Linked DNA regions of Homo sapiens: region 2 is linked to region 1. A link is a contact called in ENCODE Hi-C data. All regions are on one chromosome and are shown on one strand. The core of a region is the stretch at or near the end of the contact, and the rest is flanking DNA. Distances in the headings are between cores, read along the strand shown. Region 1 overlaps OFD1 (OFD1 centriole and centriolar satellite protein). Region 2 holds the start of GRPR (gastrin releasing peptide receptor).

What was found. A loop is a pair of places that touch in the nucleus more often than their neighbours do. Pooled maps may share reads with other maps.
Region 2: a loop to region 1 is called in a map with no recorded cell type, with 4 times the contacts of the local background. The contact joins the promoter of GRPR here to the enhancer-like site in region 1. A Hi-C loop is called at or near these places in 3 of 37 single-sample maps with no recorded cell type and 2 of 50 pooled maps.

The regions. Positions count from the first base shown.
Region 1 is chrX:13,757,946-13,760,445 of GRCh38, reverse strand. It overlaps OFD1 (OFD1 centriole and centriolar satellite protein), which reads right to left. Exons shown (of 23, transcript NM_003611.3): 15 at 1,998-2,109; 16 at 1-331. Among named protein-coding and RNA genes, the nearest start is that of OFD1, 24 kb to the right of the region's middle. RefSeq lists an enhancer at 1,003-1,092. Within about 2 kb of position 1,250, at least 4 of the 41 ENCODE cell types and tissues checked have a DNase peak (open chromatin) inside an H3K27ac peak, as active enhancers do.
Region 2 is chrX:16,120,171-16,126,316 of GRCh38, reverse strand. It overlaps GRPR (gastrin releasing peptide receptor), which reads right to left and starts at 2,752. Exons shown (of 3, transcript NM_005314.3): 1 at 1,951-2,752. The coding sequence starts at 2,363. RefSeq lists an enhancer at 2,757-3,051.

The DNA of each region.
Region 1 (2,500 bases), core at 1-2,500:
TTGGCAGAGTTTTTAATGACTCTCCGATGGTAACTTCTGAAAGCCTTTTCCAAGCGTTCGGCCTCTTGCTGAAGCTCTTTGACCCTTGCCTTAGTATTGGCTACAAACTCAAGGTCAGAATCAGGGGAACTACCCTCCACCCATGCAGTTGGATAATTTGTGATCCTTGATGCAACCATACGTGCTAGAACGTTTTCCTGTTTAAAAGGATTGTTCAAGAAATCCCCACTTATCTCACCATTGCAAGGCACCACATTGCCATTTATTAATCCATTGACAGAACGATCGATCACAGACTGCTTTGGATTGCAGTACACTTCATTCTCTAGGGCTGCAGGGTACAAAAAGCCAATTTCAGAAGTAAGTGGACAAGGCAGAGAAGAAAATATACTTGAGAATATTATTTTTTTGAAAAATGGAAGAGAGTAATAAGGACAAACTTGCACTATACAGTTTCTGAAGCCATGGTAACGATAACCACTAACATTTACTGAGAGCTTATTGTACCAGCTACAGCTTTGTATGTCTTTTGTAACATGATATAATTTCAGAATCCATTATGCACAATTTTGAAAGCCACAAGGCTCTGAGAACTGAAAATTTATTCATAATTTATTTGGTGGCAAAGCCCAACCAGACTTGAACTCATTTGGTTGAAAAGTTTGACCTGAACTGATGTAAACCCATTTATAATCTTTATTTATCCCAGCATGAATATTCATACAGTTGACTGCAAAATAATTAATGTGCTTTACTATAGGATGCTGTTCAGAACTCCCAGGGCTATTGCGAAATCCACAGCATATGGCCCGAGTTTCATATAAGGAAGTGAGGACCTGCATTCACAACAACACTGTGGTCAAGAAACTCTCACTGCTCCCATTTTACAGATGGGGGGACTAAAGCTTACTGAGGCTGGGTCACACGGTTAGCAAGTCTAAGAGCTACTGGGCTTTCCTAATGCAAAGCCAGTGCACCTGCCCCTCTCTCCTGCAATGCCTCCCCGTGATGCTACAAGAAAGAAGCTTGCCCTCGGCAACACATGCATGCGAAAGAGTTCTATCCTCATTCAACTATTTTTTATTGATAGGAGACTGCTATGATTTCAGCTGTGAGAAGTTTCACAAACAGAACTGAAAGAAAATGAGGAACAGAAAAAAGCAGAAACGAGTAGAGATAAAAATAAAACAAGTGCTGGTAGAAGAGAGCAAGGAGCTGATGAGGAAACAATGCAGGTGGGAACAAGGAAGGCTCAGACCCAGTTGAACTGGTAACACATACGTACTTTCTTTGAACTTGAAAGCAACTGAAGAATAAAGTATCTGAACTTTAATATCCTTCTTACGAAGTAGGAAGGGGCAGAGATGCATCCACAGTGAAGACACAATAATAAAATGATACCAATAACCATTTCCTGAGTGTCTTTTATGTCCCAGGCACTGGACTGAAACCCATTTCATCTTTTTCATCATGGCTCAGTAGGTATTATTATCCCCATTACAAATGAGGAGACTGAGGCCCAAGGAAGTTAAAGTAACATGCCCAAGGTCAAACAACTTCAAAACGGGTCCAAAAGAAGAACAGTTCTGATTCTGAAGGCAATATTCTTTTTGCTAAACCACCCTGCTTGTCCTGTATATTTATATATCTATCAAGGAATCCGTAAAACTACTGAATTGGTGTTAACATTGGGGTAACAAATAAAAAAGGAAATCCTATAATGAATATGGGGACTTCTATGTTACCACCACGCCTTTCCTATTGGGGCATGAGACTCTCCCAAGCCATGAGGCACCTATGAAGCAAAATACTTTTGCTGATGATCCAGATGGTATTACCAAAATGGATAGGGAGTTTTACTTCTAAGATGACACATATTTCTATGGCTTTTCCCCTAAAACAATAATTAATATTCAATAAATTATGATCATTACATTTTCACAGACACCAGAAGCTTTATACATACAAAAATATTTATGGGTTAAAACGTCTCTAACCTGTCTGAGTTTGCTTCAGTTGCAATTTTAAATCGGCAACCTGAGTAGTTAAACTCTTTACAGAAGCTTTGTAACCTAGAATCTGGGCCTTCAGCTGTGCAGAATGCTCAATCTGAAAAGATTCAGAATAGGAAAAGAAATCAATGTAAAACAAATCACAGCTTGCTTCAAAAGGAAAAGTTCTCTTATCATGTTTGTACTCTTTTTGTTCTGCCAATTCCAAGAAGCTTTATGACAGTAAACAACAGGGTCCCTATTAAAAAAAAACACAAGCAGAACACACAAACAAGTTCTTCACCATCTTTTTCAGTCATATCAAAGAACTCTAGGGCATGCAGGCAGAAATCAGAAGACAGTGAATGTTTGTAATACTTATCAGGGTGAGAATCGAGAGATAACAGTGGGCACCATCAGGCACTCAGAAAATTTTATGTTTAGGTGAGTTTGCTTTCTTCTCCATTTTATTACTATTACGAATATAAAGTCACGTTATCACTGCAGAA
Region 2 (6,146 bases), core at 1,503-4,002, 2.4 Mb before region 1:
TCTATTGGAATTGGTTAGATGCACTACCTGTGATTCAGGTGATCCATCAGCTTTTTAAAGACTTAGCAAAACACAAAAAGTTAGCTATATGGGAGCTTCTAGTAATTTCTGAACTTGGCAAGGACAGGCAGTAACTATAAACTTACTGGGAACACACTGGAGCCGCGAAGGAGTGCAACCTGGCTTTTGAAAGAGCTTTCCCTTTCTGTTGATGGTGAACTTGGTCTGCTTTGAAACTCCAGAGAAGAGTTCCCTGCAGCTGCATCTTTACAGTTCATGCCCTCACTTTCCTTTCTGTTTTTCTCCCTAAGAAGAGAGTAAACACCATCTGTACCACTGCACTCACCAACCCGGAAACCAAAATCTCTCCTTCCCATTAAGAAAATTACCCTCATCCTGAAGAGCCCTCGGCCATTGGTAACAAGCCACAGCCCTTCTGCCAGCTCCAGAGTTTGCCAGCCCTGAATCAATACATGAAACTGTCTGTGGTCATTGGTATCTGTGGGCAGATGTGCAGGGGAGGATGTGCAAGCCGAAGGGGAATGGAGGGAATGGAGAAACTCTGTCCAGTCGGTACAATGTGCAAACCTTACTTCTGTGCTATTACTTTTCAGACTTTGAAAATGTCGTGTGCTGGGCAGTGTGCTTCAGGTAGCTAAGCATAAACACATGTCTATAAATACTGATAACACTATCTTTATTTGTCCATTACTCAACAAAGCCAGATCACCTGAGGACTGTTTGTTCCTCTACAAAATGAGAATCCAGCACCACATGTATTAAAATGTGGGACATTTTCTTCGGAGTATAAACTTTCAAGAGCAGCATCTATGTCTTTTCCAGAACACTCTCAAATCCTTCTGTATCTTTAACACATAACATACAGTTGATTATAAGTGAAAAATTTATAGTCTAGGTTCATTGCAGCAGTTTTTCTGGGTTTGACCATATGGTCTATGCTGTGTCTGAAAGTCTATTCATTACTATGTCCAATTTCCAGAACACAGAAGTACATAAAGTATGTTCAGTAATTTATGTGAACAACCTGCAGCTATTTCTTGACTTGCTAATTCAGGTAAGTGTTTCTTACATGCTAGACACTTGATAAATGTTCAAAGAATGAATATATAGTTTTAAGACTGAATAAACGTAAACTTTTATGCAATGTGCTCACACAAGAAATGCAGTTTGCAAATATGTATATTTCCCAGAATAAAAAACTGTAGTGAACTCCCTCTTCCTCCCCACAATAAGCCCCAAAAGCATGGTATATGAAGTATTGTCAATAAAGATATTAAAATTAGAAATCAACCTTGAATAGAGCTTTCTCCAGAAAATTTTAAAAACTCAAATAATGTTTGATTTCATTTAAGAGAGACTTAGGAAAACCGGCATACAATTGTTCTATCACAGAGAGTCAAATTCAAAATCAGCTGTGAGAAAAGTTAAACTGTCTGAGGAAAATGAATTTCAGAGAAATGAGGCTTATTTTCTCCTCTTGGTTATTTCTGAAAGAACGTTTTGAAGAAATCCAGTGGAACTTTCCTGTTCTCTGAGGGGTTTCAATTGCTCCTAAAAAACATTTGCCTGAGGTTTAAACTCTATTGGGTGTGATTGTCTTTCTCACTGGTCAATTAATTTTGCAAGGAGGGAGAAGTTAGGAAAAGGCAATGCTAAATAGATATGTCTCCAGAAAAAGGCACCTCAGTTTTCTGCTTAGAGATTTTTTTTTTCTCATCTGTCTCCTTCTGTCCCCATCATTCACTTTTCTTTCTTAAACCAATATGTTACACTCAAGAAGTCATACCCAGAATAAAAACCTGCCTGGAAGGGAATCCGTGTTTGAGTAAAACTTCCCTTGTGCAATCAGCTCCCTGTCCCGACATGGTAGTTCATTTACCCAGGCGTCTATCACCCTTGGAGAGCATGTAACTTTCAGCCTGTACTTACCTGTCTGCCGAGAGCGCCGTGAGTGTGAAGACAGACACCCCAACAGAGGTAAGCTGTATAAAGGGGATCAGTTTGCAGCCAATCCTGCCAAATAGCCATCTGTCAGCCAGGTACCTGCTGGCATCCACTGGAGCACACGTTATTAGGAGGAGCAGGTCTCCCAAAGCCAGACTGGAAATGAACAGGTTTGGAACGTTTCGCATGGACTTGACTGTACAGAAGATCTTGATCAAAGTGATGTTGCCAATGAGGCCTATCAGAATGATAACCCCATAAACTGCAGGGATGACATAGAGGATCCCCGGGTGGGACCAGTCATCGTTCACGGGGAGATCCGCACTGTGACTGGAGATGTTGCAGTGCATGAAATGGTCCACCTCCAAGTTCAGAAGGAAACAGTCATTTAGAGCCATCTCTAGATTTTTTTTCCCACCTAAAAGTTCCCTTAGATGCTATTTCTTAACTATTGATTTTGCAACCGAGTGAAGATGAAGATAAGATCTATGCCGGGCTCTTTGCCTTCTTTAATAAAAATACTCTGAGTACATATATACTAACTATGGTATTCAAAACTCTCTGTCACTATTTTGACACTGGTGCTGCTCTGGCTTTCACATGACCAGTGCAATACAACTCTAAATTCAATAAGTTAACAACAACAAAACTTAGCCACAAAAAGGCTTAGAATTAAACCCACTCTGCATCAGTTCTTTCTACCTCCATTCTAGTCTGAGTCTCCCTGGCTGCAGTTTACTAAGAACTTTTGGCCTGCTATTTTCCCACAGCGTCTTTCCTGATATTTAGAATCTGGAGGTTTAAAGTGGGTAGAAAAAAACTGCACTGAGAAATCCTCAAATCCTATAGGCAGGATGCTTTGCACGTCACGGGCTTCACCAGCAAACGGCAGCTCCGCTGAGCTGAGGCTCTGAAGAGGAACCAGTGTTACTTATAGACAGAGAATGCCAGCCCCCTGCTGGACACTTCAATCACTGCCCAGTTGCCTGCTTTCTCCAGATGAGAAGCAACCAGCCGACTGCAGTTCCTACCTAGCTTAACAGATACCTTTGGCTTCTCATGTAAGCACATAGCACCTAGGGTAGGTATTTAATAAATGTTGCTAGCATTCTGCAAAGGCACTGAAAATCTTTCTGATACTATCCCCATGAATCCAGATGGGGATTTACATCCCATTTTCTCATTTTTTCTAATTCATTAGAATGACATGTCAATATTGCTATCAAATGAGGTCTGTCTTTGAATTAAACGCACACTGATGCACAGGGTGTCCATGTGTGAGTTATCCCACTCAGTCTTCCCACTGCCTCTTTGAACAGGGACTGATCCTCAGAAACACATGCACAGACTCACACCTTAAACCTTCAGCAACTGACATCTGGAAAAGCCAGAAGCACAATGCACACATGTTCTTTCCTGTAGATTTGCCAAGCCATTCCTATTCTGTTTACCAGGGAGAAATTAAATTGGGAACCAGCTGTATTCTTAACTCTCAATGATCAATAGTCTTTTCCAGAAAAATGGGTCTTTTCTCATCTGATCTAAAAATTTTATGAATCGGCATTTTGATGCAGCTATTTGCATTTTTAATTGAATGTTTGCCATGTTTTATAGCAAATATCCTCTTTATAGCCCTGTGTGGAAAATAAAGAACTATAAAAGCGTGATAGATACAATACTGAGGAATTGAGTGGGTGGTAAAAGAAGTAAGTTATCGTTGAAGGAGTGCTAGAAAAAGCTTAATTGAGGAAGTGCTATTAGAATCAGGCTTAGACCTTTAGCCAACAACTTCTAAATACATTATTAGAGTGCATCTTTATGACGTATGTGAAGCCAGCTCCTCCAGGTACATGACGTGAAGCCAGTCACTAACAGGTGAAGTCTCATTTTTCAGAACCCATAAGGAATAACAAAACTTGCACTTACCATGCCAGGGCCCACAAAGAAAGCCCCCAACTGTGTTGTTATGGACATTTCCAGTGGCAGGTTCCAACACTGAGGCTGCTGCCATGCTTTCTATGTAAATATGAAAGGCTCAGCGCCCCTCTCTGCCAGCAGGAGGGAGACTGATGCTGCATGGCTAGAGGTGGAAGAGCTTCTCGGCAGAGATCAGTAGCACCAGTAACCAGCCAATAGCCATGAGCCCAGTGGTGTTGATTAGTTGCCAGCAATATAGCTTAATGATACAGTACACAGGCTCTGCTTCAATCCTGGCTCCCTCATTTATAATTATGGCAAGTTACTTAGTGTCTTAAGCTTCAGGTTCCTCATCTGCAGGGTGAGGAGAACTTATGAAGTTAGATGAAATGATTCATGTTAAGATTGCATAGTATTTGGCACATAGTAAGTGCTCAATTAATATTAGCACTTATTATTATTATCATTATTAGATTGAGGGGGAAAGGCTTACTTTGGAAAAGCCCAATGAGTTCAGAAGAGTGATTGACCTCAGATCAATAGGCAAGCACTCATACGAGTGAATTAGCAACTCCTTTATTTACTTGAAAAAAATTTATCAAACATCTACCAGTTGCCAGGCACTGAGCAAGAGGCTGAGAAAAATAGCATGAAGATGTGTACTCTCACAGCTCTTTAGACCCCAACCCCTCTCTGGAGTGAAGCAACTACCTTTTCTCCAGAAAAGACGATATCTTTAAAGGTTAAGTGTTGACAAGGTCTTTTGAATGAAGAAAATCATATGTGCCTAGGATCAAGGCATAAAGGAAAGAGCATGACATTGAGCAGAGGGACATCTATAAATCCAGAGGGTCACCCAGATTGGAAGACAGGGGTGGAAAAAGAACAGCGTGAAATGCAGCTAGAAGCAGGTTTGGGTGAGATTGTGATGGATCTTGTATTCTTGCTAAGAAGTTTGGTCTAAAAGGCATATTTTTGGTTCACAAAGAGAACTTCTGGATGTTGTTTCCCTTTATTTCTTTAGACACCCCTGTGTGCTGAGTCAGCCTCACTACTTAAATCTAATTGGGTGGTTAGTGTTTCTTCCAATGTAAGTTAAGGGGATGCTGATAGATATTGATTTCTCATAGCTGGTGTTAGCATTATGTGTTCCACAGCACTATAGATTCTTCTAATGGTATTTTAGGAGTAAAGGTGCGTTGAGGTTTGACATCTAATATTTTCGGGGATCAAGGATGCTTTAAAAAGCTAATTCGGGCCAGGTGCGGTGGCTCACGCATGTAATCCCAGCACTTTGGGAGGCCGAGGCGGGTGGATCATGAGGTCAGGAGATCGAGACCATCCTGGCTAACACAGTGAAACCCCGTCTGTACTAAAAATACAAAAAATTAACCAAGCGTGGTGATGGGCACCTGTAGTCCCAGCTACTTGGGAGGCTGAGGCAGGAGAATGGCGTGAACCCAGGAGGCAGAGCTTGCAGTGAGCCGAGATCGTGCCACTGCACTCCAGCCTGTGCGACAGAGCAAGACTCCCTCTCAAAAAAAAAAAAAAAAAAAAAAAAGCTAATTCCATAATTTCTATGTCATTTCAACTAATTAACTATAATGACTCTTTCCATCCCTACCATTATGTGTCACCTTCCGGCAGAGCCGGAACACCAAACACCAAACGTATTCAGACATTTGCTTAGCTTTTTATTTACTGGTGAACATGAGATGCCTCTGACATGTGAACATGACATGGAACAAATGTAATATAAAATCTCTGTCCCCAGGGAGTCCAATTTCTGAATAGAATTGGAGTATGACTCAGCATCTTTTCTTATGTGTTGGGACAGGGTTGTCACTTCTGTTTCTATTTCAGTCAATAGAGTCACCTTTTTCATCTTTCCAAAAGACTGGATTTTCTGTGGGGCTCTAACATGAGGTGGGCAACAGTGACTTGATAGAATTTAGGAGAACAGGTAGATTCAATGGGACCACAGAGTGTGGAGACAAAGCCTCTTCCCACTGGCTATGAGCAAGGTCAAAAGGGAAGCTTCTGGAGGGAAAGGCTGAATTTGGCTTCAGGCATATTGAGTTTGCTAGATGAACAAGGGAATGTAAGAAAGCCAATGGAAAATGAGAGGTGAAGTCTGAAAGCATAGAAGTAAATAATTAAGAGGACTGGTTGAGAACTAGAACCCTGAATGCCAAATAGTTTAAATGTACAGTAAAAGAATCACAGAGAATCAAGTGAAGTTAGGCTTTGAGAAGAAGATTATG